Regions from separate parts of the Homo sapiens genome. Here region 2 is linked to region 1. The links are chromatin contacts, found by Hi-C or POLR2A ChIA-PET in ENCODE. All regions are on one chromosome and are shown on one strand. Each heading gives the region's core, a stretch centred on a gene start or an enhancer-like site at or near the end of the contact. The rest is flanking DNA. Distances are from core to core; before and after follow the strand shown.

Region 1 (5,081 bases), core at 1,513-4,012:
TCCAGCTGCACACCTCACGTTTTTTCTGTGGCACCATGCCACTGTCATTTGGAACGCAGCCGGCAGGGTGAGGTCCACACTGCTGGTGGGCTGACCCCATGCCTGAGTTTTGTATGATTGTCTTAGCTCCATGTGAGTAACTAAAATGGTGTTGGCTTCAGTTTCCCCAGCTGCATGCAGGAGGGGACTGACTCCAACTCACACCTTCCCAGAAGGAAGCATAACTATGTGGCACACAGGAGAAATCAGGAGGAACCAGACTGCATGGCTTCCTGTGACTTCTGTCCCTTAGAGGATGGTGTGTTAAATGTGATATTAGACTAAATGGGACAGAAAAAGAAGCCTGCTAGTCCCATGTGTTTCCCCTGGATATTTCATCAGGCTGTGCCTGAAAAACCTGGCCTGCTTTCTTCTCAACTGGACTTTGGCACCCTGCTGTACCAGAGACTCTGAGAACCTGGGTGCCAGAGCAGATGGACTGGGGATGGAAGACCAAATCCACTACTTCCGAGCTGAAGACTTTGAGCAGATCGCTTAGCCTAGCCAAGACTCAGTATCTTTTTCTGTAAAATGGGGACAAACAGGACTGCTCTCTTCCTAAGGTTGTCATGAAGAGTGAGACAATGTATGGACTGTGCTTGGCACGCTGCCTGGTGTAAGAACCATCCCGTAAATGATCTGTCACTTTTCTTGCTAACGTGTGTTCAGTGCTTATACTGTGTCAGGCACTGTGCTACCTGCTTTCCATTAATTAACTCAGTCCTTTCTAATGACAGAATCTAGAGCTTCACGTAGTTCCTGGCACATAGGAAATGCTCAGAGTGGTGCTTATTGTTAATGGAATGTCCTGCATAGTTAAGTCTGCCCAAGTCTGGACCCTGCCCTGAGCTGCTGCTTCCATGGGGACTAATTGCCATGACTTGGCTCATGTAATCTCTCAGTGGCTCCCTTTGTTGCAAATCCATTCATTGCACAAGGCCTGGCTCAGGAAGCCACTTATTCACGGTTTAGTGGTTTGCTGGTAGAGACAGATGTGTGAGCCAATGGTTGCAATGCAGTGCTCCAGGAGTGCCTGAGCACAGGGGTAAGTGGTGGGGTGGCTGTGGGGAACCAGAGGGGACAGTCACCTTTGTTTCTGGGGGGTGGTTCAGGGAAGATCTGATGGAGAGAAGGTAATAGTTGAGTTGGGTGTTGAAAGAACGGGAGTGTGTTGGGCAGAGGCAGGGAAAAGGTATATTCAGGACACTGCAGGACACTGGAGATGGTCAAGAGGCAGATGGTGAAGGGCCTGGGTGGCCGGGCTGTCTGCCTTTTCTATGGAGGCCACAGAATCTTTTGACAGATCTTGAGCAGGGAAGAAACATGATTACCTTTGCCTCTTAGAAGGATCACCTGGATTATGGTGTGGAAGATGGAGGGGAGAGGGCAGCCAGCTTCAAGCCTGTTGTTGTGGGAGCACAGGCCAGACACTGAAGAGGGCAGTGGCAATGGAGGGGAGCCAGGGGACACATTTGAGAGACAGACAGGAGAAAAAGCCAGCTGGACTTCCTGACCACATGAGGTGGGGGAAGGAGAGAGAAGCCCACAGTAACTTCCCCTGTGGGAAATTCTGACTTGGGGAAGGCCTCTCAGGGTGAGGGCTGAGAAGGGGCCACCACAGGTGGCATTTGAGAACTCATTGGTTTCCTTAGAAAATAGGTGGAGGGATGGTAGCTGGAGATGTGTCCTCTCCTTTGGTCACTGGACAGAGGCCCAGAATCCACGAGGACCTAGCAGCAGTTGCTCTCTGGGATGGGGCAGGTCAGGAGGCTCATTGGCTAGTTGTACTTGCCTCCATGCAGGAGTAGCTTTGAGAAGCCAGGGGCAGCTGGGAGGGCCATGAGTGGAGGAGAATTGCATGCTGAGAGGAGAGCTGAGGTCTCTGAGGATGCTCACCCTGGGCAGAGAGGCCAGGGAACGACCTCGAAGGTTGTCACCCTCAGGGATCCTGCGTACCTCCACGCAGGGATGCTCACTGTGTTCCCCAAGGTCAAACTGATTTGGGCTCAACGTAGGGGAGACCTTGTTTCCTCCTCTACAAAATGCTGATAAATTACCTACATCAAAGATGGTGGAGGGTGGAATGTGAAATTCGTGAAAAGCCTCTTTTTTTTTTTTTTTTTTTCCTGAGACAGGGTCTAGCTCTGTTGCCTAGGTTTGAGTGCAGTGGTGCAATCATGGCTCACTGCAGCCTTGACCTTCTGATCCTCTTGCCTCAGCCTCCCAAGTAAGTAAGTGGGACCACAGGTGGGACCATCAAGCCCAGCTAAATTTTGTATTTTTTTGTGGAGATGGGGTCTCTTTATATTGCCCGGCTGGTCTCAAACTTCTGGGCTCAAGTGAATCACCCTGCTTGGGCCCCCAAAGTGTTGGGATTACAGGCATGAGCCACAGTGGCCCACGTAAAGCCTTTTTACTGCCCCCAGCAGAGAGGATGCACTTCCCAGGGGTGAGATGCCCCTGAAGAAACCGTCCCCTCTTCCCCCACCAAAGGGCCTAGTCCCCTGGAGATTTCAGCAAAGGAGGGTTGGTTGCTTGATGATTGATGTAGAAGGGCTTTGGACCAAGTAACTTAGATGTTACTTTCTCACAGTACGTCTTTGCTGAGTGGGCACATGTACCTGATGTGGCTGCAATGTGTTTTGGCTGAAAATGAGTCATTAATAAAAAAGGTGGGGAGTTTCCTTACCTGGTTTGCTTCAACACAAGATAAGGAATGCAAAACAGCTATAGTCTGGCAGGAAAACTGGACTGAGTGGACTAGCTTGGGGATCGTCAAGACTCTTGATCTTATTGGAGGCAGCTTGGTACATTGCAATGAGGGGGAGATTTGGGATCAGGGAACCTGGGATGGAGCCATGTCTTTCTCCCTTCCCAGCTGTGTAACCTTGGACAAGTCACTTAACCTCCAAGACTCACTTTCCTCCTTCATCAAGTGCTGTGTGAAGAATGCAGGAGAGTGATTTAAGCAAAGCCCCCTAACTGCCTGGCGTCTAGTAAGTACACAGGTAATTTTAGCCAAATCTATAGCTGAACCAGCCGATGCCAGAAAGATATTAACTGGAGCAGTTTTTTCTCCTCCTACCTCCCTGCTGCGTCTTCCTATGCTGTCCCCAGACATTTCCCCTGGAGTTGTGTCTGTGGGTTGTCATTTTGTCTGCTTGCCTTTCATCCTCCAAACGTCTTGTTAATCGCACAGGAAGTGGGTGGGTAATGGGCTTCTCTGTTGTTCCACTGGCCTCCCATTGAGTCTTACAGTTTTGCTTTCCTCACCACGAGGGCTTCTCACACCCTCTAATGACTGTTTTCCTTTCGGAAATGGCATATTTTTAGACAAAAAGCATTTCCTGGGGCTCATCACTGATTCCCTGGCAGATCTCTGACTTCTCAGCAATTTTCCCTGCTTCTCTCTGGTCACATAAAACCCACCCTGGCAGCATAAACATAGGAAATGCAGGAAACACAGGCCCCCAGCAGCCTTCACTACTCTGAGCCAATACCCAGTGCTGATCCTTGGTTGAGGCATGAGGTCCCAGCTGCTGGGACTGCAGAGGCTGTTGCTTCTGGCTGCCGTCCTCCCCCTCCCCAGCTGTCCAGGCGTCCAGCTCCCCTCTGCCAGTGCTAGAGGGTAGGGTGGTAGTGTTTTCAAAGTTAACAAAACCATGCCCCTTTCTGAGTGAAACCCAAGTTCAGATGATTCCCTTCCCCTCTTAGTAACAGCCGTAGTCAGACACACCTGGGTTTGAGTCATGGCTTAGCCCTTGGCTAGCTTGAATGCTCTAAGCCTCAGTTTCTTGGTAAAATGGGGGCAATACTAGCAAACCTCATAAGGCCGTTGTGAAGACAACATGGAATACAGTGGGTGAGTACAATGCTTAGCCCCATGCCTGGCACTTACTTGCCTTTATTTTTTCTGATCTAAATTATTACAATGATTTAATTATAATTTTAAATTTATACAATTTGTTTTATAATTCTTTAAATATAATTATATCTATTTTCCCTCTCCCACAGGCTGTGAGCCCCTTGAGGGAAGGGGCAAGATTTTTTTTTTTTTTTTTTGAGACAAGAGTCTCACTCTCTTGCCCAGGCTGGAGTGCAGTGACAGGATCTTGGCTCACTGCAACCTCCATCTCCCAGGATCAAGTGATTCGCATGCCTCAGCTTCCTGAGTAGTTGGGATTACAGGCGCATGCTACCACACTTGGCTAACTTTTGTATGTTTTGGTAGAGACAGGGTTTCACCATGTTGGTCAGGCTGGTCTTGAACACCTGGCCTCATGTGATTCACCTCCCTCGGCCTCCCAAAGTGCCGGGGTTACAGATGTAATCCTGCTAAGATTTCTTTTTTTTTTTTTTTTTTTTTTTGAGACCAAATGTCACTCTGTTGCCCAGGGTGGAGTGCAATGGTGCAATCTTTGCTCATTGCAACCTCTGCCTCCCAGGTTCAAGTGATTGTCCTGCTTCAGCCTCCCGAGTAGCTGGGATTACAGGCACGTGCCACCATGCCTGGCTAATTTTTTGTATTTTTCGTAGAGATGGGGTTTCACGATGTTGATCAGGCTGGTCTTGAACTCCTGACCTCAGGTGATCCACCCACCTTGGCCTCCCAAAGTGCTGGGATTACAGGCATGAGCCACCACACTTGGCCTGATCTAAGTACCCAGTAAATGTGTAAGGGGCTGAGAAGGGTGAGCTAATGCCTTTATGGCCCCAAAGAGCTATGTCCCCTGCCCTCAGGGAGCTTCACTGGGGAGCCCAAGGGTCATTGAGAGGGGTGGGAAAGGGCACGTGGCTGGACTGGTAGGGCAGTAAGGGCAGTTGTGATTGGGTGAGGAGGGTGGAGGAACTCCAGGTGCCTGCCCTTTCTAAGCCTCTCTACATAATAAATATTGAATAGTCATGCATTTCTATTTGGCTCAATTCATTCATTTGGTTGATTCAGAGTTTTGGAGCACTGACTCCAGAAGTTTCTTTTAGGCAAATCTCCATTCACTATTCAGCTCACCCCTAGATTACTGCAGTGTATGGCACTCAGACTG
Region 2 (5,081 bases), core at 915-3,414, 63 kb after region 1:
AGAAAAGATAAAGCAATATAACAAAAATTGGCAGAAATATCAGTGCACAGAGATAACCACTGTTAGTATTTAGATGAATATTTTATAGACTTTTGCTTTCAATCGACAAAAACTCTAGATACTTTTTCTAGTTAAATATGAGTACATTAAAAATGGAGTTATATTGTACGGCTTACGGTTTTAACTCTCTTTTAAGTCTTAGTTTATTTGACATACTTATAGGTAATCTTCATAACAACTTTGCAAGGTAGAGCCTCATTTTTAGATGAGGAATCCAAGGTTCAGAGAGGTTCAGTAAACTGCCCAGGTCACACTGCAGTAAGGAATGTAGTTTATAATCTAAACCCCGAACTGTTTGCTGCAAAGGCTCTTGGTTAGATTATTCTTTTGCCCAAGGCTCCTTTCATTGCTTTTACTTATTCACATTTAGCTTTATTGCATGTGGTGAGAAAATATGTATATTTTTTCCTCTTGATTCAATTTTTAGGGCCTTATTTGAGAGTTAGTATATATGTACCAATGCCCCCATATGGAAAAAAATGTGTAATCTATGTTGGTATTGAGTTCAGTGTATGTCTATTGGTTCTAACTTATCAATTGTATAACATAACCTCTATTGTCTATTTTTGTCACGTCTTCAATGTCTTCTAAATTTTTGTCTATTTAAATTTGTCTTTATTTTTTACTCTTGTCTATTTTTTTCTTAGCCTTGAAATGAATTAAACTCTCCCTTTACAATTGCTTGTTTTTTATTCTATTTCTCTTTGCATTTCTGACTTTAGTAACCTCTGTCTTCACAGTTGATTTTCTATTTTTTATCATAATCAGGAGCTTCTTTGTATCCTCTCCCTGTGTTTTTGGCTTCAAAATCTCTTTTATATGCTATCAACTTTACCAACTATTTTCTTTTTGTCGTATGAGTTTCCTCATTAAACCTTTTTATTTTAGCATTTCTGCATTTTTTGGGTAACAGATTCCTATTTTTAAGCAACATACGTATTGTTGGGTCTTATGTTTTAATCCAATATGAGAATTTGTCTTTTTAGAAATCAATGGCCTAAGGCCGGGCGCGGTGGCTCACGCCTGTAATCCCAGCACTTTGGGAGGCCGAGGTGGGCGGATCACAATGTCAGGAGATCAAGACCATCCTGGCTAACACGATAAAACCCCGTCTCTACTAAAAATACAAAAAATTAGCCGGGCCTGGTGGCGGGTGCCTGTAGTCCCAGCTACTCGGGAGGCTGAGGCAGGAGAATGGCGTGAACCCGGGAGGTGGAGCTGTGGCAGTGAGCCGAGATGTTGCCACTGCACTCCAGCCTGGGTGACAGAGTGAGACTCCGTCTCAAAAAAAAAAAAAAAGAAATCAATGGCCTAAATATATAAAGTTCTTTGGGGAGAAGCTAGTGTATTGATATGAGATGGGCTCCCAGCTACTAGCTGTGGACTTTCTACAAGTTCCTTAAATACCCTGTGAGGAAGCTACTTACAGGCGTCTTTATCTGTAAAATAATGTTAATAAGCACACCAACGTGATAGAGTTGCTTCGAAGATTAAATGAGATCAAGAGCAATCAGAAATAGAAGCATATTAAAGCATATTAAACTGATTATTTGTAAAATGCAATTGTCAATATTTGCTATGATAGACATTATGTCTGGAAATACCATCCAAAGCAAGTTTCTTGGCAGTTAGAAAGCAAGTTGGTTAAACGATGATCTATGCTCAAAATGGGGATAATCAGTTCTATACTTTTCTCCAACCATATTTTAAATTTTTCTTTGAGATAATGGGAATAACTTACAAGAAAAACTGCTGAGAAGCAGTGGTCCAAAGCCTTTTTAGAAGCTCTCAGGGTTCAGTTCAAGTTGTCCATCTCCATTTCTGGCTGCACCTGGAGCTTCACAGCTTGACTTAAATTCGGCCATGTCAGGAATCACTCACTGCCTTGCTTTCCATTTAGTTAATTAAGTGCTTAGGTTTACAAATAAGTTATTTGCTCTCATGACGGGTATGGAAGCTGCAGGCTTTGCTGTGCCTTGGCAATTCTCATCAGGCGTGGAAAAACTGAAACTAAGAAAAACCAACCAAGCGATGATAGATTTTCCACTTCCTGGATTGTGTGACTTGCTCATCCAATGAAAGGCAATGAGGGTGGGGTGGGGGGCAACCAGAGATGAGGACTGATTCTCAGCTTGTTGTTCTCCTCAGCAGTCCTCCAGCCCCTGTACAGCTGGAACCTCTGCATCAGTGAAAGCTGCTAGGAATTCAAAGTGCGTTCACATTCACTTCTGCTCCTCAGGATCAGAGGCAGTGAGGAAAGCTAAAAAAAAGTCTGAGGTTTAAATTGGAACCCATTTTTAACTTTTCAAATGTTCTTGGTATTTTAAGATCCAGAAAACCTTAAATCAGACAATTCTATATTACCAAACTGAAGAATAGTCTATAATATCATAATCTGATATGCTCCAGACTGACCTGATTTATTTTTACTTGTATGAACTTCAAATCTGATGGCTTTTATTTGATCCCTCAGAGGATGCTGTAGGTCCATTTCCCATCTGATGCAATAGAGGTGTCTTTTTTTTTTTTTTTTTTTTAAACTTCTCTGATAATAATCATCATCTGGTGTCTTGTTACACAAATGTTTCTAAGTTCCTCCCTAGAGATTCTGCTTCAGTGGGTCTGGGATGGGGCCTCAGATTTGTGGTCTCTTTTTCTGTTTGTTTGTTTGTTTTTTTGAGACAGAGTCTCACTCTGTCATCCAGGCTGGAGTGCAGTGGCGCGATCTTGGCTTACTGCAACCTCCACCTCCTAGGTTCAAGTGATTTTCCTGCCTCAGCCTCCTGCTTAGCTGGGACTACAGACACACACCACCACACCCGGCTAATTTTTGTATTTTTAGTAGAGACGGTGTTCTACCATGTTGGCCAGGCTGGCCTCAAACTCCTCATCTCAAGTGATCCACCCACCTCGGCCTCCCAAAGTGCTGAGATTACAGGCATGAGCCATCGTGCCCAGCCGGATTTGTGTTCTTAACATTAGCTTGGGCAACAGTGGAGTAGACTGAGGGGATAGATTCTACTTTTACAATTAGAAAGCCTTGGGCTCAAGTCCTGGGTCTTTCACTTGCTCGTTATGTGGTCTTGCACAAATTACTTAATCTTCCTCAATCTCATCTGAAAAACAACTGGAGATAAAAATATCTAAAAGTGTTGTCAAGAGGATTAAAATAACTAACACCCTTGATAGCATCCACTTTTCTCAGTATTGCTAAATCATTTCTACCCAGGTTAATTTGAAGATTATCTGTGAATTTATTTAGCATGCAGGCATAATGTTTTTTACTTATTTTCCTTGTTTATTTGGTGTATATTTGTGAAGCTTTTGCTGTGTGCCAGACACTGCGATTTTTAGAACACACTGAGCACTCCCTGATGGTATCACCTGCTCACATGGTCCATCTCAGGTTGTGTTTTCGTTTTTGTTTTTTGAGACAGAGTCTTGCTCTGTCTCCCAGGCTAGTGTGCAGTGGTGCGATCTTGGCTCACTGCAACCTCCACCTCCCAGGTTCAAGCAGTTCTCCTGCCTCAGGCTCCCAGGTAGCTGGGACTACAGGCATGCACCATGATGCCTGGCTAATTTCTGTATTTTTGGTAGAGATGGGGTTTCACCATGTTTGCCAGGCTGGTCTCGAACTCCTGATCTCAAGTGATATGCCCGCCTCAGCCTCCCAAAGTACTGAGATTACAGGCATGAGCCACTGTGCCCCATCCATCTCAGGTTTTTGAAAGTACTACCCAGCTTTCTTGTGTGAAAGAAAGCAGGCCCCTAGTTATTCATGGAGCTTCTTGGATTAGGAAGGCCATGTCCTTATTCCTCCTTTGTACCAGAAATTCAATTTTTCTTGAATCTAATCGTGTATTTTTTTCAAAAGAAAATATATATAAAATTATTCGATTTGATTTTACACAGAATATGTTCCAGGTACTTTGCATTAAGTGAATTGTCTCTTTTTGGACAGAAAAACCTTTGTACTTTTCCCCCTCCCCTCATAATAGCAAGAATCCAATGGATTTTTGATGATTATGCCTATGTTTTCCTTATATTTAGTTTTGCTTCAAAAGAATTTAAAGCACTTTTAAAAGATAAAAACAATGCAAGACATTAAGAGGAAAATTAAGTAGGAAAAAAGGATGGGAAAAATATAGTGAATTGATAAATGAAATTACACTTCAAATATATGTTGTACAGTCTTTTATACTTCCCAGTGATGGGCCAGATATTTGGCTCTGAACTCTCTAGCTCTCATTGCAAACCCTCTGCAGACAAAAGATGGAGGTGATGATTCTCAAGCCATGTAGATGATTATTGGGATCATCATCTATATGAGTCTTGAACTTTGTTTTAACTTTTCCACTGGCCCAAGACTTTGGGTCCTAATCAACATTAGGGTCATTAAGAGTTTACAGAAGGGTCATGAGTACCATGGAAAACTATGTGCTCGCCAATCTTCCAGCCAAACACAAAATAGATCAGGGAATAAGGAGGCCTCCTGCTGCAGAGGAGATGATAGCCAGGTGGGAGAGCTGGGCCAAGGATCAGCCAATTTTCTGGTACAGAAAGTGTAACCATGGCAACAGTAGTGAAGGTAGCTCTAGTTCCATCAGCAATGACACCCTTAAGAGGTACCGGCAGAGAGAGAAGCCTGTTGTACATCTGGGCAAGGGTCTCGGTGAGGGAAGTTCATGTAATTTTTAAGCATAATCGTTGGGAGAAAATAAACAGCCTCTTTCATGTTAACCTTGCAAACTCAAATAGACAAAGTGAAGGCCAATGACTGGCGGTACTGCCTGGCTGAGGCTGGATGTGACTGCCTTGCCTGGGAACCTGTAGCCTGCCTCAGGTTTGCCTTTTATTCTCTTTACTTTCTAGTAACAGTGCTCACAGGACTTTCAATAAGCAAAGCCCAGAGGGGGAGAGTTGCTTTTGAAGCCACACTCTTGTCTGCCTCATTCATTTCAAACAGAGACACTTCTGAAAGAGACGAAGGCCTGTGTACAAACAACAATGCCCACTGCATT

What was found. Hi-C counts contacts between places; a loop is a spot of excess contacts on that map. ChIA-PET counts read pairs that join two places held with the same protein, here RNA polymerase II (POLR2A). Pooled maps may share reads with other maps.
Region 2: a loop to region 1 is called in a map of CD4-positive, alpha-beta T cell, with 10 times the contacts of the local background. The contact joins two enhancer-like sites. A Hi-C loop is called at or near these places in 4 of 168 maps with a recorded cell type or tissue (CD4-positive, alpha-beta T cell, CD8-positive, alpha-beta T cell, GM13976 and 1 more) and 7 of 50 pooled maps. POLR2A ChIA-PET finds 5 or more read pairs at or near these places in 8 of 52 experiments (GM12878, H1, OCI-LY7 and 5 more).

The regions. Positions count from the first base shown.
Region 1 is chr15:58,471,597-58,476,677 of GRCh38, reverse strand. All of the region lies in intron 1 of LIPC (lipase C, hepatic type), which reads right to left. All of the region lies in intron 2 of LIPC-AS1 (LIPC antisense RNA 1), which reads left to right. Among named protein-coding and RNA genes, the nearest start is that of LIPC-AS1, 25 kb to the left of the region's middle. Within about 2 kb of position 2,762, at least 10 of the 41 ENCODE cell types and tissues checked have a DNase peak (open chromatin) inside an H3K27ac peak, as active enhancers do; they include CD8-positive, alpha-beta T cell and GM12878, where a contact is called at or near this core.
Region 2 is chr15:58,407,539-58,412,619 of GRCh38, reverse strand. No RefSeq gene overlaps it. Among named protein-coding and RNA genes, the nearest start is that of LIPC, 22 kb to the left of the region's middle. RefSeq lists a silencer at 1,856-2,150. Within about 2 kb of position 2,164, at least 4 of the 41 ENCODE cell types and tissues checked have a DNase peak (open chromatin) inside an H3K27ac peak, as active enhancers do; they include CD8-positive, alpha-beta T cell and GM12878, where a contact is called at or near this core.